2 separate regions of the Homo sapiens genome follow, and region 2 is linked to region 1. The links are chromatin contacts, found by Hi-C or POLR2A ChIA-PET in ENCODE. All regions are on one chromosome and are shown on one strand. The core of a region is the stretch at or near the end of the contact, and the rest is flanking DNA. Distances in the headings are between cores, read along the strand shown.

Region 1 (4,650 bases), core at 2,146-4,645:
AAGAAACATTGAAGGATTGAATGAAATGTCAGTTAATTATCTTATGCCATTTATTGACATCTGGCTAGGCTCAGTCTATCCCCAAGGAACTCTCTACAGGAGAGCATGTTTGATGGGAAATATAGATTGTGTAGTCCTAACAGTCCAACAAAGGTAATCACAGGTCTTGGGGTTGACAATAGAGGATGTCAATCTGAGAATCAACAGAACTGGATAGAATCTTGTTCTTCCTCTATATGCCATGCTCTGTGAGCTTGGGAAAACGCGTAAAGACTGGGTTCAGGTTCTGTAATTGGAGGATTATCCACAGGCTGAAAATTACACTGGATAGAAGACCTGAGTTCAGATGCTCTGTTTATCAATTATCAGTTCACAGCTCCCTCTAGCCTGCAGTCTTCCATCATAAAATGGTGATAACCATAGTCACTTCCTGAAAACACTTTAAAAACTGTGAGGTGATATTCAAATGTAAACCATTCTTATGACAATGACAGTGTGCCCTATTATGCTACCTTTCTTCCCTTCTCTAAATAGTGCAACAAAAGTCTGTCATTTCCTGAGTTATTTGTCATCATGCTTCTGCTTCCTCTGGCCTGTTAGAGAGCAGATCTTCTGAGAGCCACGGGAAACTGACCACCTCAGCTATGTCTTTTAGGGATAAGAAGCCAAGGGGACACTGATATTGCTCAGAAGAGTTGAAGGATTTTCCACTCTTAAAAAAATCTAGATTTGTTACCTGCCTAATAACCCGCTCAAGGTAAATCCCAGCAGGAGTAATTAAAGTAAAATCAACAATAACATCTTTCACTGAACTTCCAGAACTGTATGGAATTTGGTGTGATTTTAAAAGAATCTCACTCAGTGATTACATTCATCCATCAAATAATGTCAATTAAATTATTGTGTTCCGTTTTTATAGCTTATTCGGGGAAACAAACCATTCCATCCCAGCCCGAATGTTGGCACATTTATGAAATCGAAGCTTCCTCATTTCATCATATCAATTTTGATAAGTGATAATGAGTTTCACCAGTCCTGCCACAGGATGCATAGGTGTTGCAGTACCAGGTAGCTAAGGTGAGGCAGTGATCTTGACTTGCAACGGTTGGACAACCCAGAAGGAAGCACAGCTTGGTTATTGCAGGAAGCTCATACCTGTCTTGGTCATCACAGGTTTTTATGTGATTAAGATCAGTTCAAGGACTTGAAGTTCAAGTCCTAGTAAGCTTGGAATGCAGACTCCTAGATTTAGAGCTAGAAGGTACTTAATCTAAACTCTCTATACTCAAAAGTGTGGTCTGAGGGTGGGCAGCCTCAGCATTACCTGGGAGTTGGTTAGAGATGCAGAATCCCAGGCCCTGCCCCACACTCCTGAGACAGAGTCTGCAGGTAACAAAGTTTTCAGGAGATGGGAAGGCACATGAAAGTTTTACATGCACTGGTGTAACCCATTCCTCTGGTTTTGCAGATGACCAAACAAAGTCACAGAAGGTCTACGTGACCTGTTAAGAGCAAATAGCAGGTTACTTACTGGCAGAGCAGGAGCCAACCTATCTCATCTGCTGGTTCTTACCTCTGTGATTTGAGTAGCAGTGAGTTATGGGCCTGGTCCCAAGATGGAAGGTGGGCTCTTCCAGTGAAATGGGCAATAGTGACAATCAAGCACTGCTTATTCAAGGAGTCATTTCTCATGCTTGCTTAAACTAAAAATTCTACATTACTTGTAGAAATGGGTGAGTTTTCACCTAAGGACCACAGCTCTTCTGGCAGCAATTTAATCTGATTGCAGGTTGAGTACTTAAATGCCTTGAACACGGAAACTATTGAAAGGACAGCAAAGAGGCCTGCAGCCTGACATCCACTGCATGTGGTAAGAGGGCTCAGTGTTGAGATGGGGTCTATTCAGGGCCTTTCTCTTACTGTTCCCTCTGCCTGGGTTACCGCACCTCTGCATCTTCACATGGCAACTCCATCTCACCATCCAATCCCTTCTGGGGAGAAGCTCTCCTTGGTCACTCCATCTAGAGTCAACTTTTCTCCCCATCCTATTCCCCTCAGTCACTCTCTATCCCCACTCTCTCATTTTGTTTTATTTATGACAATTGTTAAAGGAATTATTTAGTTGAACAATGTATTGTGTTTTCCCTTTCAAAGCATGTCCATTTGTTGAGAGCAGGGATCTTGGCTCGATTGTACACTGCCACATCCATATTGACTAAAACTGTGCTTGACATATGGTAGGTACTCAATAGTTGTTTGCTAAGTGAATAAGTAATTTAGAATAAAGTTCGTTGTGCTCATAGTTAGAATAATCATAAATAAGAGCTAACATTTATTGACTTTTACAGTGTGCTAGACACAGTGCTGCATGCTTTAAGCACACTGTTTTATTTAATTTTTTTTTTTTTTTTTGAGACCGAGTCTCACTCTGTTGCCCAGGTTGGAGTGCAGTGGCGTGATCTCAGCTCACTGCAACCTCCGCCTCCTGGATTCAAGCAATTCCCCTGAGTAGCTGGGATTACAGGTGCGCAATACCACACTCGGCTAATTTTTGTATTTTTAGTAGAGACGGGGTTTCACCACGTTGGCCAGGCTGGTCTCAAACTCCTGACCTCAGGTGATCTGCCTGCCTTGGCCTCCCAAAGTACTGGGATTGCAGGGGTGAGCCACTGCACCCGGCCTTGTCTTATCTAATTTTAATGACTTATTAACATTTTAAAAAGCAGGCAGCTTAGAAGTTGTGGCATTCTGTGCCTCCTCTTAAAACTGAGGAGACTCACTGAAACATGGACTTGACTTTAGGAACATTTCCTAGACGAAAGCACTGGGTGGCCTTCTTCACAAATTGGTCCACACTGGCTGAGCTTCTCTAGGGTCCAAGCTGAACTGGTCAGACCAAGGAGATCGGTACACCCCATACTATGTTTTGGGCCCCATGCCAACTTTCCTTTGAGTACATGAAAAGGGACAACCAGACTTAGAGGGACAGATTGAAATGAAAGATCCTGATGTACTTTCCAGAGTGACAACAGAAAAATATTAACTCTTGCCCATTACCCCTTATACGACCTGTAAAAACCATTTGTAACAGAAAATAACTGTGCACAGAGGAACGTGATGCCAACCAGAGGACGATCCTTGGTATTCTCATTTTTCTCCAAAGAAACAAAGCAAATAGACCAATTTTGGCCTCAATCATCAAATACATTTTGTGATGCCTACAGAGAGCAAATTGCCCTCACAGCAGCAACTCAGTGCTTTCGTTCATTTGTGGTTTTTTTCCAATTTAAAATTTTCCCAAGTGCTCAGTCTCCAGCCTACTCTCCATCCTGGTTTCCACCAGCTCCACACACTCATACTCAACAGTTGCAGCCGGGTGACTCAGTAGGACTGGGCCCACCAACCGATCAGGAAGTCAGCCAGCAAGGCACGTCTATAACAAGAAGCAGGAGGATGGGGAAGAACAACTTGAGTGAATGCATTTCATTCCAGAGAAGAGCTTTTTAAAAAGCTGTTTAACATTCAAGGTTCTATTATTATTTTTGGCAGCATGTTGAGTCCCTGTCTCTTTTTTTGGCTACTTTTCTAGTACTTTATGTATCTAAGATTTGCAACCGATTTCAGTAACACTGGGAAACATTTTTCAGTGTAATTATAGGAGTTACTTAAATGCTATTTAAATGTTATTTTATATACTCATCAGACAATAAGCATAACATTAAAATGACTATATATAATGACCTATAAAATAATTTATGCTTATACATCATAGACATAGAAATTGCCTTAAGCATTAGACTTTGTAGAATTGTATAATTAAAAAAATTAAATTTAATAACAATTGCCCATAGATCTCAAGTTAATTACCCAATGCAAAAAATAGATGGATAAATAAGACTATAGGTGGTCCGTTCCATCACACAGTCAGTGATGAGGCCTGGTATGTTTATCTGAATCAACTTTTTATTATGGAACATTCTAAATGTACATAAATTTAAAGATTATGTACCCCCCCCCCATCGTCCAGTTTCAACAATTATCCATGTATTGACCCTGTGGACTGATGGTGAGAGGAGGGAATTATGGCATGGGACTCATAACTGCTGGAAGGCAAAACAATTGTCTGTCATGGCAGGGGTGATTCTGTAACTGGTTACCCACATTAACCATTTGAAACTGTAGGTAAAGTAGGTAGTTCACAGGCTTAACCCCAACTTCTGCTTTAATACATCTGGCAAAAATATATTCTAATACATAAGTATTCATGATCTACCATGAGCCCATGATTGTCCTAGATATTGTGATGGATATATAGCAGTTGTTAAAGTATTGGAATGGTGGATAGTTTCCATTTTCCCTTCCAGATATAGTCTCCCTATTACCTCACCCTGACCTGCATCCTGGGATGCTGAGCTGCACTATGCCAAAATCCCCTGCCTCTGTAGGGGTGAGCCAAGGGATGGCACAGAAAGGCCCCCCCTCAGGAAAGATGGAGAATAGAAAGCTAAGCAGAGAGGGTGCTCATATAGGATGTGACGCAGTGCTACAGGGCACTGACTATCCAGCCAAGGAGTGTTAGTCAATTCAAAAAGCAATAGAATACTCAATATCACTCATCATTAGGGCAATGCAAATCAAAAACCACAATGA
Region 2 (5,215 bases), core at 360-2,859, 500 kb before region 1:
ACAGGTGCACACCACCACGCCCGGCTAATTTGTATTTTCAGTAGAGATGGGGTTTCACTGTGCTGGCCAGGCTGGCCTCAAATTCCTGACCTCAAGGGATCTACCCGCCTGGGCCTTCCAAAGTAAATCAGCTTTATGCATTTAAATTTAATCAACGATTAACTTTAAATTGCGCCTGGCTGGATTTGTTAGTCTTAACGCCAAAGCTTTATTCCAATCTTCCCAGGGGCACTATGGGCCCAGAGCCAGCATGGTCTGGAAAATGAAACTTTGTAGCCACAGGCGGAGAGAGTGGAGAATGTTTCTTTTTTATTAAAAGGAGAAGGCCAGTAGTGGTGGCTCACCTCTGTAATCCCAGCACTTTGAGAGGCCGAGGTGGGTGGATCACTTGAGGTCAGGAGTTTGAGACTAGCCTGGCCAACATGGTGAAACCCTGTCTCTACTAAAAATACAAAATTAGCTGGGCATGGTGGCGGGCACCTGTAATGCCAGCTACTCGGGAGGCTGAGGCAGGAAAATCGCTTGAACTTGCGAGGTGGAAGTTGCAGTAAGCCAAGATCGTGCTATTGTACTCCAGCTTGGGTGTCACAGTGAGACTCCGTCTCAAAAAATAAATAAATATAAATAAATTAAGTCTGGGCGCGGTGGCTCATGCCTGTAATTCCAGCACTTTGGGAGGCCGAGGCAGGTGGATCACAACATCAAGAGATTGAGACCATCCTGGCCAATATAGTGAAACCCCATCTTTACTAAAAAAACAAAAATTAGCTGGGCGTGGTGGCAGGTACCTGTAGTTCCAGCTACTTGGGAGGCTGAGGCAGGGGAATCGCTTGAACCCGGGGGGCGGAGGTTGCAGTGAACCAAGATCACACCACTGCACTCCAGCCTGGTGACAGAACGAGACTCCATCTCAAAAAATAAAAAAAAAATAATAATTAATTAAATTTTTTTTAAAAAGGGAAAAGAAAAGGGAAAACAAAATCCCAAGTCCCGTTTGTATGAACATTTATATGAAAATTTTATCCAACTACAAAAACACATTTTTGTGTTAAATGTGTTTTGTGATAAAGGAAACCGAATATGGACTAGTGTTCAGATGATATCACAGAATCATTAATATTTTTAGGAGGGATAATAGCCTTGTGGTTATGAAGGAAAATGTTCTTCTTTTTAGGAGATACTTGCTGAAGGGCTAAGCGTTATGTCTACAATTTATCTTCCACATATATTGAAAACTTAGAGAAAAAAGCAAATGTGGTAAATATTAGAAGTAGTTAAATTTAGATACTGGGTGTATGGGTAGTCATTGAACTAGTAATTAAAGGTCTGTGAATCAGTTGGAATTGCTTCTGGCTGCAAATAAAACTCAACTGACAAGAGTTTCAATTTTAAGAACCTTCAACCTTGGCTAAACAAGAATTGCAGCTGTTGTCCATTTAGTGTTGGTGCAGCCACTCAGTGATGCCATTGAGACCCCATGTTGATCTATCCATCTGCCTTGTCATTTTCAGCAGATTGGCTTCTGACACTGTCAATTCATGATTGCAAGACAGCTGCTGCAGCTGTAGGCACTGTCACACTCCCAGACAGGATGTGGGTGGGGAAGAGCAAAAGCAAACTCTCCTCTTGCACTTGCATCATTTATCAGAAAGCAGATTCTTTCCCTGAAGCCCCCAGGAGACTTCTACTTATACCTCACTGGCCAGAATGGTCCTATGCCAATCCTAGCTACAGGGTAGTCTAGGGAAGGAAATCACCACGTGGAATTTATATCTACTGTGATTCATCCCCTTGGGCTACAGGTGTACTGTCACCCTGAACAAAAGTGGTGTTAACAAAAAAAAAAAAAAAAAAAAGAAAGTTAAAAAAAAGGAGAAAATGGAAGCTGTTTGTCATTGGCTAAATAGATACCCTTTTTCTCTGGAAGGGAAATTGTTCTGTTCCACAAGATATCAGAAATGATTTTTAAATGAAACTAAAACTCTTGCCACATGACATCAGATTGATGTTTAACAGAAAGATAAATGGTGCCTGAAAGGAGTTTTAGTTTCTTGTTCTTCTTTAGCTCAGGAAAAACAGAAAGTTTTTAGCTATCTATGGAAACTATTTTTGCTTAACTTTCGATTTTGGTAATACATTTCAATATACAGTTTACTTCCCACAATTGTTTTCATTGTGATAGACATTGTGAGGCAGAACAGAATATTTATTTCTACTCATCATATTATTAGCCACCGTTTGTTGAGTGTCCCTTATATGCAAGGCATTATAATAGGTGGTTACATCTTCTCTCATTTATGTAAGAGGATGTGCCTGGCTGTTACAAAAAGCCCTAGATCAAGTCTGAGTCATCAGACTTAATAAAGAAGAAGAAAACGGAAAGTTTTCAACAACCATTCTAATTTCTACTTCATTCCCAGCCTGTGTGAGGCCACTATAATAAGATACTCTTGACATCTGGGCTCTTAAAATGGAAATCCATTTATTGGTTAAAACAAAGAACAGCCATAACTAGAATTCCCTTCTGTTCCCTTCCCTATCCCTTGGCCCAAGGGTAGGGTTTCTTTTAGAAAGGAAGCAAGACACTCATTGTAGAGTCTTAGCTCAGTAATAGCCACCTAACCATCACTGGGGGCCACAGTCATGTGTCCTGGAAAGGCATAGAAGGCGTGACCTATGCCCAGAAGGTTTCTGTGTGTGAAGTCCTTCATCATGAGGCCATTTGGTGATGATTTAGCATGTGGTGTGGATGACTGAGGTCCAGCTTCTAACTCTGGTTGACTGCCGAGAGATGCCGTGAAGTGCTGTGTTGTTTTCTGGAGTCTTAGCAAAGAAGAGAAGCATAGGCTGACAGCACTCTTGGCCTACCCCATGGCTCTTGGCCATTTGTTGTCTCAGGTAAGCCTAGTTAAAGAGAAGCCCAACAGAGCCAAGGCTGGCAGAGAGGACCAAGAGGCTATAGACTGGTGGGTTGAAGTGAAGGTAGTGGGTACACCACTGGGAAACTAGACACTGGTTTCTGAAGGAAGAAACCATTCAGAAGGAGAAGGGCCAGAGGAACCTATGAACATCCAGGTCAGGAGATGAAAGTTAGATCAACGTCTGGCAAATTAGCAGAGAGTAGACATGGACAGAGAGCAGAGCAATGCCTGGGTGGAGCTTGTAGAGTCTCCTACTGCGTGTTCCTTCATTTAACAAAGATTTTGTTAGTATATACTATGTGCCAGAAACTGTTCTAGGTACCAGAAATATAGTAGTGAACAAAACAGACAAAGATTCCTGCCCCTCATTCTCCGTGTAGTCATAATTTGTTTTTTCCACTTACATTCTAGTGAGGAAAACAAATTATAAACAAGATGTATGAATAAATTATAAGTAAATTATGTAGTATGTTAGTGGCAAATAGTAAGCAAAAAAATAATGCAGCAAAAAGAGATAAAGGAGTGTAAAGATGCTGTGCTTACAACATAGTGGCCACTAGCCTTGTGTGGCTGATGATATTTAAATTAGTTAAAGTTAAAAATTCCATTTCCATGTCATACAAGCCACATTTCCAGTGCTCAAAAGCCTCATAGTGGCCATCCTATTGGACAGTGAAGATAAAGTTTCATCAAGCACAAAGTTCTGTTGGTCAGTGCTTTTATAAAGGGTGCAATATTTAGGTGGGGTGGGTAGGGAAGGTCCTACTGCAAAGATAACTTTTAAATAAAGACCCAATGGAGTTGATGGGGTTGATGGGCTGATGGCCTGACTCCTGAGCCTGCCTAGAGGAAGAGTATTCCAGACAGAGGGAATGGCAAGTGCAAAGGTTCGGGAGATGGGAGTGAAGTCCATGTGGCTGGAGCATAGTCGATGGGGTAGGGTAGTAGAGGAGGTCAGAGAAGTGAATGGAGGGAACAGATCCTGAGGCCCTTGTGGACCTTTGTAAGGACTTTGTATTTTACCCTACGTGAGATGAGAACCATTAGAGGTTTTGAGCAGAGGAGTTTCATGATCTGACTTAGATTTTTAATAGAACCCCTCTCGCTGCTATGATGAGGATAGATTGAAAGTGGGCCAAGGCACAGATAGGGGATAAGTGAGGGGATATTGCAATAACCCTGGAAAGAGGTGGGGGTGTTTAGGCTGGTAGCAGTGGTGGTGGTGAAAAGTAATCAGATTCAGGATATTCTTTTGAAGGCTCAGGCAACATGATGCCTGACTGGGGTGTAGGGTTTAAAAGAGAGAACAGATGAAGGTTTTCTGGTCTGAGCAACAGGAAGAATGGAGTTTTCACTCACTAAGATGGGGAAGCCGGGGGTGGAACGAGTTTGAATGGAATAAGATCAGGAGTTCCGTTTTGGACATGTTAAATGTGATACGCCTACTCAGGCTCCCATGGATGTTGGACAAGTGGTGGTTGCTGGACTTAGAAATTTGGGACTTGTCGGCCTTGTGGTATTTTAAATCATGAGGCTGGTGATATCCTTAAAGGAGTGGGTTTAAATAGAAAATAGAAGAGGTGGCCAGGCTCACTCCTGTAATCCCAGCCCTTCGGGAGGCCAAGGCAAGTGTATTGCTTTAGTCCAGGAGCTTGAGACCAACCTGGGCAACATGGTGAAACCCTGTCTCTACTAAAAATAAAAATTAAGAAATAGCCAGACATGATAGTGCATGCCTGTAATCCCAGCTACTCAGGAGGTTGAGGTGGGAGAATCATCTGAGCCCGGGAGCTCAAGGCTGCAGTGAGCCGAGATCACACCACTGTAATTCAGTCTCGGCAACCAGAGTGAGACCCTGTCAAGAAAGGAAAGAGAAGGGAAGGGAAGGGTAGAGGAGGAGAGGGCAGGGGAGGAGAGTGGAGGGGAGGGGGTCCAAGACCAGATGCTTGAGGACGCTAAAGATAGGAGGTTGGTAAAGGAGGCAATAGAAGGAGCAGCCAGTGTTGGAAGAGAAAAGCCAGGAGAAGGGGGTGCATGAAGCTTAGTGAGGCAGGGTTCACAAAGGAGGAAGGGAGCAAGGTGTCACATGCAGAGATGAGCACTCAGAACTGACAGCTGGATTGCACCCTGTGGGGGGTAATTGATGACCTTGTGAGGAGTAGATATGTTGAGAGATGGGGATGAAAGTTGTTCACAGTGGGTTGAGGGAGAATTGAAGCAAGAACAAATGATCCTTTCAAGATATAAAGGTGAGTAGAGAGCTGGGGTAGTAGCCAAGAGAAGAACAGGGAGGC

The links. Hi-C counts contacts between places; a loop is a spot of excess contacts on that map. ChIA-PET counts read pairs that join two places held with the same protein, here RNA polymerase II (POLR2A). Pooled maps may share reads with other maps.
Region 2: a loop to region 1 is called in a pooled map, with 4 times the contacts of the local background. The contact joins two enhancer-like sites. A Hi-C loop is called at or near these places in 1 of 50 pooled maps. POLR2A ChIA-PET finds 5 or more read pairs at or near these places in 3 of 52 experiments (A673, OCI-LY7 and activated CD8-positive, alpha-beta memory T cell).

What each region holds. Positions count from the first base shown.
Region 1 is chr7:22,386,601-22,391,250 of GRCh38, reverse strand. No RefSeq gene overlaps it. Among named protein-coding and RNA genes, the nearest start is that of RAPGEF5, 32 kb to the right of the region's middle. Within about 2 kb of position 3,395, at least 2 of the 41 ENCODE cell types and tissues checked have a DNase peak (open chromatin) inside an H3K27ac peak, as active enhancers do.
Region 2 is chr7:22,882,490-22,887,704 of GRCh38, reverse strand. The region is part of intron 3 of LOC107986776 (a long non-coding RNA gene); the gene reads left to right. Among named protein-coding and RNA genes, the nearest start is that of SNORD93, 28 kb to the right of the region's middle. Within about 2 kb of position 1,609, at least 2 of the 41 ENCODE cell types and tissues checked have a DNase peak (open chromatin) inside an H3K27ac peak, as active enhancers do.